Regions from separate parts of the Homo sapiens genome. Here region 2 is linked to region 1. Evidence: chromatin contacts called from ENCODE Hi-C or POLR2A ChIA-PET data. All regions are on one chromosome and are shown on one strand. Each heading gives the region's core, a stretch centred on a gene start or an enhancer-like site at or near the end of the contact. The rest is flanking DNA. Distances are from core to core; before and after follow the strand shown.

Region 1 (5,301 bases), core at 1,489-3,988:
CCCATTCTGGTTCTGTCTAAAGGGTAAAAAACCTTATGTGTTTGGTTAGTTACCTAAACCTTCCTGGCCAGTAAGCTTTCGAATCTTTCCAGCTGGGGAGGTATGTTCTGATGAGCATTAGGACAACTTCAAACCCCAGGAGGGCTCACTCTCAGCAGCTTTCCCAAGCATTTCAGCATCTTGGCTTTGTCTTTAAGAAGAGCAATAATTAAATCCTCAGGTCAAAAGAATGAGGAAGAGAAACACGCAGAGCCTTCAAAATTATCCAGATGAAATATCAGTGGTAGCAAACTTAGGTTTATGGACATATGAGGGTAGAGTTAGAAATGAAGCAGCATAAGAGCCTATGTCACAGCAAAGCCTCCTGCTTGGCCAGGAGCACTCAGCAAGGAAGATATCTTCCTGCTCCCTTAACCTTCAGATAATCGAGGCCTGGTTGAGCAGGCCAGTAAATATCATCCCCAAACAGCTGGTCAGCAGCTGCCAGAGGTCCCTGTACTACCTTCATGCCAACAAGTGCCTTAAAAGCCGTACCCTTCAACCCAAACAAGGCCAGTGAAATCCATTCAACCTTTGGAGAAAGACAACAAACAGGCCTAATGCACAGGAATTTGGACTTCCAGTTTAATCTGAAACTATAAAAGTCTTTAGCAGAAACACAAACTCTGGAGTTTGCCCTTCACAAATTAGACAAGGTTTGTAACAAGTGCTTTCTTCCCTCACTTACATCCTCAGGTAAAGATCAACCATCAAGATCAAAGATCCCCAGAATGGCAAATACATACGTGTATGGGCTCAAAGTTGGAAGACATTCCTCTACCATCTACTTATTCTGGTTATACATTAAAGCATAGGAGGGCATAGCTGAAAAATGACTGGTTTCTAGGTCAGTCATTTGGATGAGAAGGGATCCTTCCAGCTGGGAGTGGGAAAAGAAGGGGGAAGTTATTCACCAACAACAGGAAAAAGAATTTAGTTGGCCTTAGGAGGAAACTGACTAAGGATTTGGAAGAAGTGGTCTGTCCCAGAAATCCACATTGGCAAAGACCACTAGGTCTTCTTCATGCTTTCTCTAGAAGACTTTCCCATTGTACTCAAATACTCCCGAATTCTCAAGGCAATAAACTTTCTTACAGTGTCACTGAGGGCCATCTCCCTTCCAAGAGGGGAGACACAGAACCTGGAGTGGGCGGGGCACCTGGCTCAGAGAAAAGTAGCCTCCCAAAGTCTGGCTGCTGGGGTAAGAAGCATGGTGACAAGCCATTTGGTAGCTGCAAGCTCCCTCCTCCCCAACAGCCAGTAGGTGCTTTTGTGTGAGAAGCCAACCTCAAGACTGTAAGGACAATCAAGTATACATCTCATCAAAGCCATTCCAAGAGGCTTATCAGACATCTCAAAGGCATTTTTTGTAGATGCCTGCTTTCCACTCCCATTACTTCTGTTTGCATTAGTTATATCTTACCTCCTTCTCCCCCATGCCCCTGCTTTGCCTGACTAAGGCCAGAAATTTTTTCATGAAGTCACTTTATAGAGCAATAGCAACATTTACTATTCGTGAAGTCGCCCCTCCATAATTTTTAAGTCTTTCCATGTGTCTGGAAGCTTGTTTCTGCTCTTCTCGGTTTACAGAGCGGCTCTCTTCCTTCCAAACAAAAACTAAAAAGAAAGGGGAAAAGGTGGGGGGTGGTTGGGGTGGAGATAACACCCAGATTCCTTAAGTGTTTTTAATCCAGTTGAATTTCCCTTTGGACTCAGCTCCCTGCTGAAACTGTCTGCGGACCAGAATTCCAGGCTCAGAATTAAGTCAAGAGGGAAAGACAGCAGAAACAAATAACAGAGTCAGCTCTATGCTATGAAAACCGCTATGTTGACTGAGGCTCCACGGTTTTAACCCATTCATTTTTCCCCCCTTTTTTAGAATTCTTACTTAATCTTTTTAACCAGCTTACAACAGGCAGGCAAGCACCATATAAACCATGCTCCCTGCGCCGGGGGATATAAAACAAGTTTCTTAAGTCCCTTGGGTAGATACTTCCTTAGGAATGCCGGTGTAAGACAAAAGTTCACATTTTAATGCCATATGTTGTCAGTCACCAGGAAAAAGCTCCTTATGGGCACAAGCCAGGTCCCCAGCCTTTGTCACACAGCAAAAATAAACACCCTTCGAGGAGTTAATTAGGCGGTCAGCAGCCACCTCAGTGTCCTAGGAGGGCTGCCCGCAGACCTTTTACACACACACACACACACACACACACACACACACACACACACACACACACACGACACAAAAGGAGGCGTTTGTTAAATGTCACAAGCTGGGCATCTGGAGTCGGATTCGAAAGGTAAATACATTCCGCGGAAGCATTCCTCAGATGTCAGGCCACAAAACTGCTGGTTTCCCCAAGCACAGGGTCTCATTTCTAAGATTCCCCACAGCCCAAGGTCTGTACTCAAAGAAGGGTAGCGGGGGGCGGGGGGGTGAGAGAGGGGGAGCAAAGGAGAGAAGGAGATCTTTAAAAAAAAAATGGAGCCAGAGGGAAGAAGGGTTTCGAAGCTACTCACCGGCTAGCTATTGCCTCCGTGAAGCGAGCATGACTTCCCCGCGCCCGGAGCCTCCAGGCTACAGCGCAGCGGATGCGGCGGGCCTCGCTTAAATAGCCGCCGGCCGGGAGCTTCGGAGCCGCGCGGCCACTCCCGGCGAGAGATATGGTTCTAATCAGATGCTGGCAGCTGAGGACTCCCCAGGAATGTGCCAGGATGTTTTTGCTGCCTGGGCTTGGTAACTCCCCCTCAACGTGTCTGCAGAGTCTTCCAAACTTAACTGTTTATTAACTCGCGCTGCAGCGGCGCAGAGGACCCCGCTCCCCTGAGCTCCGCGAGCCCCACCAGCTGGGGGCGATCGCAGGGACCCAGCGACGGGAGGGGAAATGTGTTCGGGGAGAAGTCAAAAGCCCCAGACCGACGCGGGCGGGGGGCGGGTGCAAATAAGGACAGGAAAGGGAAGCTCTGGAGGAAAGGGGTGGGATCCACCGAGCTTCGTTTCACAGATCCGTTCCCTGGATTGCCACTGCGAGTGATGTGGCACACGGAGTCATCCTAACCAACCCGTTGGGGCCCTTTGAACAAAGGACTGCCTTTACTCCTGACTTTTCTGACAAGGGACAACGGTTCCTGCGCAGATCTGCAGTTTCTAAAGTTGATCGCGCGATTGGATTTGCTCCCCTTAGAAGAAATTAGTGTCTCCCTCATTGCAGATGCAAATGCGCTTAAGTTAGTGGGAAATCTATGTGTGCATATGTGAAACATACTGTATTTACCTATGAAATATAATCATATATATGGATATAAAAATAATATTCTCTCTGAAATCGATATGAGCAAAACATGTTCACGTCTATGTAGCCTATCAAATAAGTTATAATTCTGATACAATCAGAGATTCTATACAGGCTTCCCTTACAGTGTATATACACCTATATGTAGACACATAACATGACTTTATCTGCATGAATTTCCATAGCACTTCCTATAACTCTAGGAAAAACATGAACTGCAAGAAATAAAATATTTAAAAATGTTAACGTAGAGTGCTGAGCGGTAGAAGGTACTCCGCAGCAAATCCTAATGAGTGTTAACAAGCTGAGAATTCATTTTCTCCATATTTTAAAATCAAGAATTATTGTAAAACATCCACAGAAGCTCTGTTGCTTTTTGGAGAATTCTGAAATTACTCTTGTGAAAGACGTGTCTCTTTTCCCTTTTTTTAAGAAAAAAATTTAATTGTTTAAAGTCAGAGGCAGCACGTAGTAAATGTGAAAATGCTAAATTGTATCTCGGATGGGAGGGGGTTATTGATTTTATCGAGTAAGCAACACAGTGGATTTGCATTTTACCTCTGGAAACTGAGGGTTCAAATAGGGCTCGTGGGACATCAAGGATATATTTTGTGGTCCGTGCCTAGCCTCGACTGCAAAGCCACTGTGTAATTTGGGGTAGCTCAATGTGAGTGGCAATGTCTGCTCTCAAGTAGGTCAGGCTTGAAACAACCGTTGTTCGGGGAGACTGAGGGGTGCAGAGCAGCACAGCTGGCCCAGAATTCTACTTCCCCAGCCTCTACTATTTCTCATCCCCTGACACACCTAGGGGTGTGGAGGCAGGGAGGGCCATGCTGGCAGTTTTCAATATTCCTCAGAGGTAATTTGCTATTTTAAAAAATGACTTTGTGTGAATGACAGGAAGTATACAAATTTTAGTCCTAGGATAGTATTCTATTTATAACATTTATGCAGAGAAATGTAATTCTAGTACATTTTAGAACACAAGGCTTTGTTTCTAAAATCTAGAAGTCCAGTTTCATTTCTATTGGCTAGGTAGCTGGAAAAAGGGCTGCTGACTTCAGGCAAATAGAGACTTTGATAATTAGAAAGACATGGGTGTCTCTTTTAACCTCAATATGTAATATTTTCTAGACTAAGAAGTGCTCACTCAATTCTATTTTTTTTTTTTTTGAAAGACTCTTACCAAGAAATACTAACTTATGTTTGCTCTACCCCACCAAATGGAAGGGATTTGTCTAAGAAGCCAGAGGAAGAAAATGATTTCATCTGCTATGAGTTGTAGTTTCAAGAGAAGACTTTGATGAAAACAGTTCATTTAAGAGCAGTGGGCTCACACTTACAACTTAAAATAGACACCTCTTATTTTGCACAGAAATCTGAAGAGTCGACAGTGGAGAATTCTGGTTTGAACTGTATTTTTATATCTCTAGGGCACCGATATTGCTTCTGGCAGTAATTCAATGTCCTGCTCACATTAAGAAAAAAAAAGAAAAGAAATTTAACTCTTTTTATCCCTCGTGAAACATTGTCTCTGTCTCATCTAAGTTGTTCACTTTTCAACAAGTCTAAAATGAACATCTTTCCCTCTGGAGAATCACGCCAAAGCCCACCCAGATATTTACCCTGCCTAAATAATGGTCTTTTCTTATCACCACTGAAATTTATGTTTAGAAAATTAAGGGGAGGAAAAGTCAGTTCAATGTTTGAAAAACAATAGTCTTTGAATGGCAATTGTCCGTTGCAGAAAACCTGCCTGTGAGAGAGAAGGAAAAAATAAAATAAAACAAATGACTGTGCTCCCAGCCTAGGAAAGGGGTAGTTAATCCCGTGATGGCTTGCTGAAGAATGCATGGTTTATTATTAAAGTAATCTCTTAAGATTTTCCTGGAATGTGCTTCCACAGCAACTCTGCCTGTTCGACCTATCCTATGCATGTGTCTTTTCTTCCATAATTAAGCTGTTT
Region 2 (5,301 bases), core at 1,236-3,735, 340 kb after region 1:
ACCATTCACTGCTCTCGGGAAATTTAGCAGATGTGTTGAGCACAAAAGAATTTTGGATTCCAGCAAGATTGGGAAACTGGATTATACCTTCCCACTTTTCTTCACAGCAGGAAATTTCATGACTTTTATTTACCCAATGAGCACTGAGTACGCCTCAAAAGAGGAACTCCAATATGCTTCCCAAAACTTTTAAATCATACAGCAGTGCTGGGGTGGTGGCTGACGCCTATAATCCCAGTATTTTGGGAGGCTGAGGTGGGCGGATCGGCTGAGGTCAGGCTTTCAAGACCAGCCTGACCAACATGGTGAAATCCCGTCTCTACTAAAAATACAAAATTAGGTGGGTGTGGTGGCGGGCACCTGCAATCTAAACTACTTGGGAGGCTGAGGCAGGAGAATCACTTGAACCCCGGAAGTGGAGGTTGCAGTGAGCCAAGATCACGCCACTGTACTCCAGCCTGGGCAACATGAGTGAAACTCTGTCTCAAAAAAAAAAAAAAAAGAAAAAGAAAAAAAGAAAAAAATCATACAGTATTGAGAATGTGTACAAGACTTGTTAAATATTTCCTGAAAAGAATGTTTCCCAGGCAGAGTATTCCAAAGAGTTTAAAAAATACTGCCTCATCTAAAAACCAGAGGGTTGATTCTAAGTCAGTGATGCCATCTGTTAGGTGGAGCCATGTTAAACAACTAGTTAGTTGGCTGATGTCACTCAGAGAGATGTCTTCCCTTTGGACAATCTAATCAAAGACAGTTTTATAATTTACAGAGTGGCAAAGAAATGCATAAATCCCCTTTCAGTATTAATTTAGCCTTCTGACAGTGAGATATGCTTGGAGAAACAGCATTCTTAGGGCTATTCATTTTCAAGTCATATACATTCTCCTAGCAGTCTTCCTTCCTGCTATTTTTATCATAACTCTCCAATATTCATTTGCAAAGATAAACACAGTTGCCGTATTTCTAATCTTAAGCCATTTATTTCAGTTAAGTTTCTGCAAAGTGAGACTAGTGGTTTTTTGTTGAGGATCAAGTAGAAAAACATGTTATGTGGTGTCATGTTTTTGTATTATATTTAAAATATATCTCAAAAAGATTTAGGTATAATTAAATTCTCTAGTTAATGTATACTCCAAAAATTCTGTTTAAATTGATGCTAGTAAGATGCAGCTGAAATTTAAATCTAGGTTTGCTGAGCTGAGTTTTGATTCTCCTTTCATTGGGCTACAGCTATTTGCACTCTTGCTAAAAATATGATGTAATTCAAGCAATTCAGTCAATGTAGTTTTGTGATGAAATCTTAGAAAAGGGAATTGTCAGATCAAAGGAAACATACATTAAAAATTTTGATATATAGTGTCAAAATCTTTCCAAAGGCTGAGTCAGTTACATTTTTCATGTGGGAGTTTTTGTTTATTCATGCCCTAGACAACTATGTATATTACTAGATATTAAAAGTTTTTAACAAATTGTTCCTCCAGTAGTTTAGATTTCTTAAGTGGTAAGTTATTTTGAGGACTTTAAAATGTTTTTTTAGACATGTATAGTTCTATTTTTATAAAATATCTTGTCTTTCTGTTCCTTTTACAAGAACTATTAGTTTCGAGACTGTCTCCAAAAAAAAAAAAAAAAGGTTTTTCTTATTGGTTTGTAAAATCTCATTGTATCTTAAAAATTAGCCTTAATTTATTGACATATAACTTAGTGTGGAATCAAATTTATACTCATGATAACACTCTTCCTAGTCACTTGCATGCCTCTATATATTCTTTAGTAGGAAAGAAGGGTACAGAAGTTATAGCTAACACACTGGGAATTCAACATAACTGGTGTATTTCATCTGTGCCTTTCTTTGCCTGTAGCACTATTTGCTTTATTTCCCATCAGAACTTTCTTTTTTGTCGAAATATGGATATGCTCATGGGAAAGTGTTACACATGGAAAAGTCATCTGCTATGAATGCCACAGAAGAAAACAATTCGAGAAATATTTATCTAGCATTTTATCCCTTTTTCCAGTTTGGAGTGGGGAGGGGGGCTGGATAGAGGTAAACAGAAGGAAGTGGGAGAGAACTCAGATGTATAGAGGTCAGATGACTTAAGAATCACGAGATTCAACAAAACCAAAGAGAGAGACGCTTTAGATTCCTTAAATTTTCACCCCTTCCCTGATACATTAGTTCTGTTGCCCTGGCATTCCATTTCTTCTTCAGATGCAAGCAAGAAAAAACAGCATCCTAAGAAGCTCCACAGCATTCTTGATATGGTTTCCCATAAAACCCCCTTGATAATTAGCTAATATGAAGCATTCACATGAGTTTATTTGGGAATTGGCTGATGTTTTGTTTTCCCTGTTGCTGCTGTTGAAATAGTTTGAGTCTGAAATCATTATGGCTGTGGTTACATTTCTTTGGCCAGAGGATGTTGTGAAAGCCTCCATCACCACAGAAACAGATGAATATTCCCCTGCTCATACTGGAAAAAAGTGAATTGGTGACAGCAGCTCAAGCTGCTACATGGGAGGCCTTGAGCCATGACTTGGGCTCGTGAGTTCATGTACCCAAACACAATGATCCATTTCCTCTCCTGCTGGACCCAGGATCCTTTGTGCACTGACCAATATTTGCAAAATTTTTTTAAAATTATTTTTCAGATTTCTGATGGCTTTTGTAAAGAAAGGATGTTCTCATTTATCCCGTCTGGAAAAAGAAACCTCTTTAATGAAGCTGAGGATTAAAATTCCTACGTTCTGATTTTTCGAGTTGTAATCTTTCCACTCCTGTTCCAAAATAATGAATGTAATAACACAAGATTTATAAACACAAATAAGCAAAAAACAACAAAAAAAGAAATGACTCACTATGTCAGCAAGGCCATATTAATCCTGTTGACATTGTAGTGAATAGATAGTTTCTTTTATATAAACTTATGTTTTAAGATCTTTAAAAGCCTTGGTTTAATTAAAGGTAACAAAAAAGAACAAAGGATCAATGATTTTAATATATACAGATAACATAGTATTTTGTGATTACTATAAATTATATGAATTTATATGAATCATTCATCTTTATGATATTAAAAAAATCAAATATGGGCCGGGTGCAAGTGACTCATGCCTGTAATACCAGCACTTTGGGAGGCCGAGGCAAATCACCCGAGGCCAGAAGTTTGAGACCAGCCTGGCCAACATGGTGAAACCCCATCTCTACAAAAAAATTAACTGGGTGTGGTAGTGAACGCCTGTAATCCCAGCTACTCGGGAGGCCGAGGCAGAAGAATCACTTGAACCAGGAAGCGGAGGTTGCAGTAAGCCAAGATCATGCCACTGCACTCCAGCCTGGGCAACAAAGCAAGACTCTGTCTAAAAAGAAAAACAAAATCAAATATGCAATGCAGCAGTGTGGCTGAACTCGGCTAACTTCAGAAGATAGGTCTTAGTTTGGTGTCTTAGTCCATTTACTGCTATAACAAAAACACCATAAACTAGCTGACTTATAAACAACAGGCATTTATTTCTCTCAGTTCTGGAAGCTGGGGAGTCCAAAATCAAGATGCTAGAAGATTCTGCCTCTGCTGAGGGCCTGTTCCATCTAGATGGATTCTTTTTATTTTTTGGAGACAGAATCTCACTCTGTCGCCCAGGCTGGAGTGCAGTGGTATAATCTCAGCTCACTGCAACCTCTGCCTCCCGGGTGCAAGCAATTCTCCTGCCTCACCTTTCCAAGTAGCTAGGATTACAGGCATGCACCACCACACCCAGCTATTTTTGGTAGAGACAAGATTTCACCATATTGGTCAGGATGGTCTCTAATGCCTGAGCTCAGGTGATCCATCTACCTTAGCCTCCCAAAGTACTGGGATTACAGGCGTGGGGTACCGCGCCTGGCCTAGATGGAGTCTTGTCGTCACAGGGTGGAAGGACAAGGAAACTCTCTGGGGCCTCTTTTATAAGGACACTAATGTTGATGATGAGGCTCCACCCACATGATCCAATCACCTCCCAAACACCCCACCTCTCACTACCATCACCTTGGGGGATATAATTTCATCACACAAATTTGGGCAGGATACAAACATTCAGACCATAGCATTCGGCTATTCAGTTAACTCAGTCATGAGTCTTTTGTTAAACGTCAGTTAGCTTCTCTAAGCCTTAATTTGCCCATCTCTAAAATGAGGCTTGTTGATCTCTCAGCTCTTTCTAAAATCCATGCGTACATGTTTCTGCTCAAAAGCAAATGTTTAGGAAATCTCCATACCCACAATCCCAATTTTGTAAGTGAAAAGACTAGTTAGAAGAGCTTAATTTACCATCTCAGAAACATAAACAATGTCCAATTAAGTGTTATTTTTAGTCACAGATAGCTTTTGTTTTTTGAGAAAATCGAGAAAACGACTCTTTCATTGCAAGGATGCTATCTGTTGCATAGTTTAATATTTTCTTTTAAAATGTGGTCACAGTCCTGAAAGTCTTCTGACATATAGTAAGATAGTATCTTTGTTTTCCTTGTAAAGAATGGTTTCATTATTTTTATTTTAAAAATAGAAGTTCTTCAAACAAAATTCAAACAATTCCAAGAAATTACAAAAAAAGATGTGAAAAATGACCTCAAATGCCACTACAATAAAATAACTAGTATTAGCATTTGTGCACATCTTTATAAGTATTTTCTGAGAATTAGTATATAGGAAGAGATAGACTAACAGGAAGGCAGAAAGGAAGGATGACAAAAATACGTAGGATGTATATTCCAGCTGTATAGCATTGATTTTATAATATTGTGGTCTTTCTTTAACTTTCATTTTAGGTTCAGGGGTAGATATGGAGGTTCATTACATACATAAATTGTATGTTGTCAGGGTTTGGTACACAGATTATTTCATCATTCAGCTAATCAGCATAGTACCTAATAGGTATGAATAGATTTTCAATCCTCGCCCTCATCCCACTCTTCACTCTCAAGTAGGCTCCAATGTCTGTTGTTCCCTTCTTTGTGACCATGTGTACTCAGTGTTTACCCTCCCTTATAAGTGAAAACACATGATTTTTGGTTTTCTGCTCCTGTGTTAGTTTGCTTAGTATAATGGCCTCCAGCACCATCCATGTTGTTGCAAAGACAGGATCTAATTCTTTTTTATGGTTGCGTAGTATTCCATGCTGTTTATGTACTACATTTTCTTTATCCAGTCTATCACTGCTGGACATTTAGGTTGAGTATATGCCTTTGATATTGTGAATAGTGCTTCAGTGAACATACATGTGTCTTTCTAGCAGAATGACTTGTATTCCTTTGGGTACATG

The links. A loop is a pair of places that touch in the nucleus more often than their neighbours do. ChIA-PET counts read pairs that join two places held with the same protein, here RNA polymerase II (POLR2A).
Region 2: a map of chondrocyte shows a loop between it and region 1 (4-fold over the local background). The contact joins the enhancer-like site here to the promoter of DAB2 in region 1. A Hi-C loop is called at or near these places in 1 of 168 maps with a recorded cell type or tissue (chondrocyte). POLR2A ChIA-PET finds 5 or more read pairs at or near these places in 1 of 52 experiments (IMR-90).

What each region holds. Positions count from the first base shown.
Region 1 is chr5:39,422,242-39,427,542 of GRCh38, forward strand. It overlaps DAB2 (DAB adaptor protein 2), which reads right to left and starts at 2,739. Exons shown (of 15, transcript NM_001343.4): 1 at 2,563-2,739.
Region 2 is chr5:39,758,591-39,763,891 of GRCh38, forward strand. No RefSeq gene overlaps it. Among named protein-coding and RNA genes, the nearest start is that of LINC02104, 240 kb to the left of the region's middle. Within about 2 kb of position 2,486, at least 5 of the 41 ENCODE cell types and tissues checked have a DNase peak (open chromatin) inside an H3K27ac peak, as active enhancers do.